Linked DNA regions of Homo sapiens: region 2 is linked to region 1. Evidence: chromatin loops called from intact Hi-C (ENCODE). Cell type or tissue: CD4-positive, alpha-beta T cell. All regions are shown on one strand. Links, peaks and the distances in the headings refer to the core of each region. The heading gives the core; the rest is flanking DNA. Region 1 overlaps UXS1 (UDP-glucuronate decarboxylase 1). Region 2 holds the start of C2orf49 (chromosome 2 open reading frame 49).

Region 1 (2,914 bases), core at 114-2,613:
TTGCAGCCAACAGGAAACCAGCCAGATCAACTGCTGATTAACAGCAGAAAGAGAAAAGGTGAAGGGAGGCACTGCTAAGGGGTGCTGGGGCACCACTGGGGGAGAAGGTCTGTCAGCTTGACTGCAGCGATGGTTTCACAGGTGTCAAAATAGATGAAAACTTATCAAATTGTATCTTCTAAATATGGGCAGTGTGCAGTTTGCCAATTATATCTCAACAAGCTGTTAAACACACACACTTGGGACAATTAAGATGGATAATGCCTGTAAGTTTCTTTGGATCATATCCCTCAAAAATTTATTATAAATTAAAACTACTACTAGAAGAGAAACCAGTGGTAGATGGCTCACATTCCAAGAATGTTAGAATATTATAGGTCTAAATTCCAGAAAGATAAAGATACTGAGCATACACACACCTCACATAAAAAGCAATAGTTAATACATAGTGAATGTATATTTAAATCTTCAAAAAATATTTTGTTTAAAAATATAGGCTCTCCTTACAAAGGGACCAATGGCCCCTTACAAAGCTTCAAAAAAACAAGAAACCTAGGCTGCTATAACCTGTTTTGCACAGCTTGGGATTATTCGATTTTGTGAAGTCTGGGTGTAATTGTATTTTTATTTCACTCAACAAATTTCTGCAGTTTTTAGCAGATTACGTAGACTTGTACATGACAGAATGAAATAAGGATCAGGCTGGAACTCTCATGTCCCTTTGAAGTTCAATATTCTAGGATTCTACTCACTCAGCTCTGACTATGCACATTTTAAAAAGGTAAACTGAGCTCTCAACTGCGTCCCTGACTCTCTGACTGCGCCACAACCCAAGGGCCATGCCAAGATGCTCCTACATTTGTTGAGCACCCAGTGTGTGTCAGGTCTGACAGGTGCCGGGCTCCTGCTGGACACAGGGCTACACTACACGCCTCTGCCCGAGGGGAGCCCGAATTTCAGTGGGGCACATGAGGGTGGGCAAAGAGGGAACAGCCAGGCAGAGGTGACAGTAAATGAGGTGGGCTTGCTTCTATAGATGGGGCCAACCCAGCCAACCTCCCTACACAGGTGGTCTCTGAAGGACACAGGCAGCCCTGAGGACGAGCGTTCTCTGGCGGGGAGGAGCCTGCAGTCACCCAAGGCAGGAAGGGCACAGCAGGCGGCAGAGCAGAAGCAGGCGGGGTTCAGGCTCAGCCCCAGGGAGGCAGCAGCCGCCCCACCCTGCCCCCTTCAGTAGACACACTGAAGACAACAGGAAGGCATGCAGTTCCCCTTCCTCCACACCCTTCAGTCTCGCACGCTTCCAACCAGGGGCTCCACTGCGGGGCTGATGGGGACCACTTGCCCCTGACCTGGCCCCGCACACTCAATAGGCAGGCAACTGGGGCTACGCAGGGCTCTGAGCGTGTGCTGCCAGCGCCCTTGGCACAGCGTTCACAGTCAGGGGTGTGTGTGTGTGTGTGTGTGTATGTATGTGGGAGAGGGAGTGTATGTGTGAATGTGAGTGTGGATCAGTGAGTGTGCGCATGTGAGTGAATGTGAGAATGTGTATGATAGTGTGAATGTATATGTATGTGTGAAAATGAGTGTGTGTGAGTATACTTGTATTAAGTGTGTTTGTATGACAGTGTATATATGACAGTGTGAGTGTGTGGGAGACAGTGTGAGTATATGTGTGTACAAGTGTTTGTATGGCAGTGTATGTGTATGAGAGAATGTAAGAATGTGTGTGTGCATGAGAGATTTTACGAAAACAGAGCCCAGAGCAGGGGCTTCCAGCCGCTTCCCAGGTAACATTCTCTGAGACTCCTGATACAGGAGAGGCTGTTTACCACTTGGAGAAAACCCTCTATCTGCCTGGATGCCGAGCCCACCTTGCTCCTCCGGGGGCTGTCTGACAAGGGTCAGTGCCTACAGGACAGCAGACACAGGACACGGGAGGCCCCTCCCCACAAGGCAGCATTAACTCCCTGCACTTACCACGGGCTCCCACCCCAGCATCAGCTTTGCTTTTTTGATGTCTGGTTTTCTTTTCTGTGGGTCATCCTGGGCTTCGGAGAGAAACTGAATTTCACTTCCGCTACCTGAGATGTTTAAAGAAAAAAAAGGTAGGAGAGAATCACAAAGCATGGGTAAGCACAGCCTTACCATCCACATCAAAGGCAAACCCCATATGTGGTGTGAATAGGGTGCAGGCGGTGGAAATGCAGTTCTCTGAGAAGCCCCGGAGCTCCCGAGGGACTGTTCTGCGTGGAAGTCCAGGGAGTGCTCCTGCAACTGCTGTGGCCAAGCTGACTGTGTGCAGGCGCCCAGCAAGAGCTCGGTGGGGGGCAGGTTATTCTGTCTCAACAGGCCTGAGTTACCGCCCACTACAAGAGGGTTGCTCCAAGGCAGACCACCCACACCAGGTAACAAGTGCAGACGTGCCCACCGAGCATGACCCCGGTGTGAGACCACAAACGTGGTGTGGGGCCATCCCTGAGGTGGATGCCCCAAGTGGGCCATACCTGGGTGCTCGGAGCCTAGACAGCCCTGAGACCCAAGATGTGCAGCCACCCAGCTGGAGGGACCTCTCGGAGGACGGCAAAGGCTGGCCTGTTCCACATCCTTGCTGGGCCCAGGCCCCACTGGCCAGCAGTACACAGCCCCACCAGTGACTGTGGGCCAGACCTGCAGAAGAAAGCCTGTGGAGGCTTTCCCTGCCTCCGTGTCATGGAGGCCACATTGCAGACTCTGCAGCGAATCACCACCACAGGTGGTTCAGGATGGTCTGTCACAAAGCTATATACAGAAGCACAGCAGGGAAGCTGCACGCCCCTCCCCCCAGCCTTAGGTTTCAAATAGTGTTTCTCAAGCGTCAGCACGCACGGATCACCTGAAGAGCCTGTCAACAGGCAGATCCTGATCTGGGGGC
Region 2 (2,858 bases), core at 359-2,858, 760 kb before region 1:
TTCAATTTTGGGCAAGTCATTTAATCTCTTTCTGATCAGCTTTCTTGGCACTAACATGAAAGAACTGGACTAACTTTTAAGTTCCCTCCCAGCTCTGAAATTCAGTTTCTAGACATAAAGTATTACATACATAAATGAGTAAGAAAAATTGGGAAACACTTCTCAGCTTTATCTTTTTGAGGAGCTCACTTCTAGTACTCTTTCACGGTTTATCTTTTGGCATCTTCAGAGTTCTTCATATTTTTGTAGACAATGCAATAATTTCCAATAAAATGATACCTCATAGAGGATGCATACAATAAACATTCAGAACATACCTGCAAGTTTTATTTTTTATTTATTTTTTCAGACATGGTCCCATTCTGCCGCTCAGGCTGAAGTGCAGTGTGGTAATCCTAACTGCAGGCTGGAATTGCTGGGCGCCAGTGATCCTACCACCTCAGCCTCCCGAGTAGCTAGTACTACAGAGACACTACCATGCCCGGTTAATTTTTTTTTTATTTTTTGTAGATACGGGGTCTTACTATGTGGCCCAGGCTGGCCTGGAACTCCTGGACTCAAGCAATCCTCCCACCTGAGCCTCCCAAAACGCCGTGATTACAGGCATAAGCCACCATACCCAAGTTTAAGTTTTAAATGTGCAAAATATTTAGGGATATGTATCTCTCCCATGAATGATGAAAGAGAAGCAGAAAATATTTCTTAGTAAGTGAATTACTGGGAATTAAGACTATGATTGATACCTACAGCAATTTAAAAAGTTACTTCATTGTACCTATTAATACATGCAGAAAAAAATGTACTTGGATTTTATGCTTGCTACTTCCTCGCTCTTGAGTAAATTATCCTTTCTATGCATCAGTTTCCTCATCTGAAAAATAGGCATTCTAGTAATATATACCTCATTAGGCTGTTCTGAGGAATGTGATAATACACGTAAAATGCAGTCCCTGGCACACTGTAAATGTCTAACAAACGTTTGGCGGCTATTACTGGCGTTTCCCAGCCCGTTATTATTTTTTACATGTGAGCAAGTTAATTCAGAGGATTACTTCAAGAAACAAATACTTGAATACCTATCTGTCCAAGCAGCCGGGGTTACAGGGAATTCACTACATAAAGCCTCTGGTCTTACATTATATAGAAAGGCGATGAAGAGACAAGAAACAGGTTAAACAGAAAAACACGATAATTTCACACATAACCACTGCCATATTTAAAGCACTGTACACCGGCCCTCGGAGCCAGAATTCTTTCCCTCGAGGTTGCCCCAGGAATCCCTTTGACCTCTGCCATTGGACGTCACAGAAGGCGCGACTAATCGTGGCTGGCTCCCGGAGCTTCACTCTTCCCTCTCTTCCTGCGAAACTTGACACGCCATTTGTTTCTACGTCTGACATCCTCCTCTTTTCTCTGGTCCGTGGGAGCTTTTGCAAGCGGGACCAGGCCCCAACACCCGAACCAGCAGCGAGAGAAGGAGCCCGGCATGCGGCGACTCAGAGTGACGACACACGCGAGTCTCCGCCCGAGTACGTCACTTCCGCAACGCTTCCTTCGCGGGGCTTTGTGGGTAGCCGACTGGGGTCTCCTGGCGACGACCATGGCGGGGGATGTGGGCGGTCGCAGCTGCACGGACTCGGAACTGCTGCTGCACCCGGAGCTGCTGTCCCAGGAGTTCCTTCTCCTCACTCTGGAGCAGGTTGGGCGCGCCGGATCGGAGGGTGGGCGGGTGGGCCTTCCCAGGTGAGGCGCTTGCACCCGAGCTTGCCTTAAGTAGCCCTCGGCAACCACGGACACTCCCGCCGGGTTTGTGTCACTCTCCACCCACACAGACCAGGCAGCTGTCTCCTCGCTCCTGCTCCTCGCCCCCTCTCCAAAAATGAGACGTCCGTAGAATATCAGGAATGCTTGGGAAATAGGGCTTATCTATCTGAGTCCCGATGGCTTGTAAAGAGGAGTCCCAGGCGACACCCCCTGCCTGTGTGTAAGCCCCGACCTGAGGAAGAAAGAAGCGTGGAATAGACATGGAATGTAGAAATCATGGACTGTCAGGACTGGAAAGCATCTGAGAAACCGTCCATTCCACACCTTCTAATCGTTTAAAGATGATAAAAACAGTTCCAGAGAGATGAAGTGACTTGTTTAAGGTCACAACATCTGTAAATGGTACTTCCGGGAGGAGAATTCAGGGCTCCTGGCTCTCCATGTAGTGCGTGCTCTTTTCCAGCTGGTGTGGCCTCTGATAATAGGAGAAAAGTGAGAAAGGAAAAAAGTGATGTTTTAAGTGATAGAGAATTACTGGAAGTTTCCTTGGGGTTTATGTAGCGTATTTTGTTGTTTTTCATATGGCTTTCCCCTTAGTACCCTATCTTTGTTGAATTTCAGGTCCTCTTGCCACGTAGAGCTTAATTATGTCAGTAAGTTTTTACCTGTGGTTCTCAAACTTTTTAGGTACTTAAGAATGAGTCGAGGGACTTGCTAAAACACAGATTGTTGGGCTCCGTCCTCAGTTTCTCGTTCAGTAGTTCCGGAATGTGGCCCGAAATCTTGCATTTTTAACGAGCTTGTTGCTGGCCCAGAAAGCATGCTTTGACCACCACTGTCCTAAGGCAATACTTTCCAAAGTAATGGGCTTATGAATTCTCTGGGAACGTTGTCCAAGAGAATCCTGGTAGTTTCCCCTACTTCTGAGCGAGTACGGGCTAAAAATAGATGAGTCTAATATACGAAAGAGAAGTAAAATGTGCTTTTATTAGTTTTTGTTAGAGGATATAGGCTTGTCGGTGGTACTAAACACAAATGTTTTCAAGCCTTTCTGAGTTGAAATTGAAGAGCCTGTGATCTCATTTCCATTCTCA

What was found. Hi-C counts contacts between places; a loop is a spot of excess contacts. Peaks named below come from ENCODE experiments on the same cell type or tissue, not always from the same donor. Only the 100,000 strongest peaks of a DNase experiment are listed, where the experiment ranks them.
Region 2: it touches region 1 in a loop (2.4-fold over the local background); 11 of 110 quality-filtered maps call a loop at or near these places.

The regions. Positions count from the first base shown.
Region 1 is chr2:106,094,738-106,097,651 of GRCh38, forward strand. It overlaps UXS1 (UDP-glucuronate decarboxylase 1), which reads right to left. Exons shown (of 15, transcript NM_001253875.2): 14 at 1,981-2,084. Among named protein-coding and RNA genes, the nearest start is that of ECRG4, 31 kb to the left of the region's middle. RefSeq lists enhancers at 1,955-2,627, 2,628-2,914. In CD4-positive, alpha-beta T cell, for the core only: a CTCF peak has its summit at 1,078; DNase peaks (open chromatin) are centred at 1,224 and 2,154; H3K4me3 peaks cover 2,380 bases; H3K27ac peaks cover 2,429 bases.
Region 2 is chr2:105,335,988-105,338,845 of GRCh38, forward strand. C2orf49 (chromosome 2 open reading frame 49) reads left to right here and starts at 1,553. Exons shown (of 4, transcript NM_024093.3): 1 at 1,553-1,699. The coding sequence starts at 1,601. C2orf49-DT (C2orf49 divergent transcript) reads right to left here and starts at 1,506. Exons shown (of 2, transcript NR_187479.1): 1 at 1-1,506. RefSeq lists enhancers at 1,196-1,585, 1,596-1,645. In CD4-positive, alpha-beta T cell, for the core only: no CTCF peak of the experiment used is centred there; a DNase peak (open chromatin) is centred at 1,544; H3K4me3 peaks cover 2,143 bases; H3K27ac peaks cover 2,462 bases.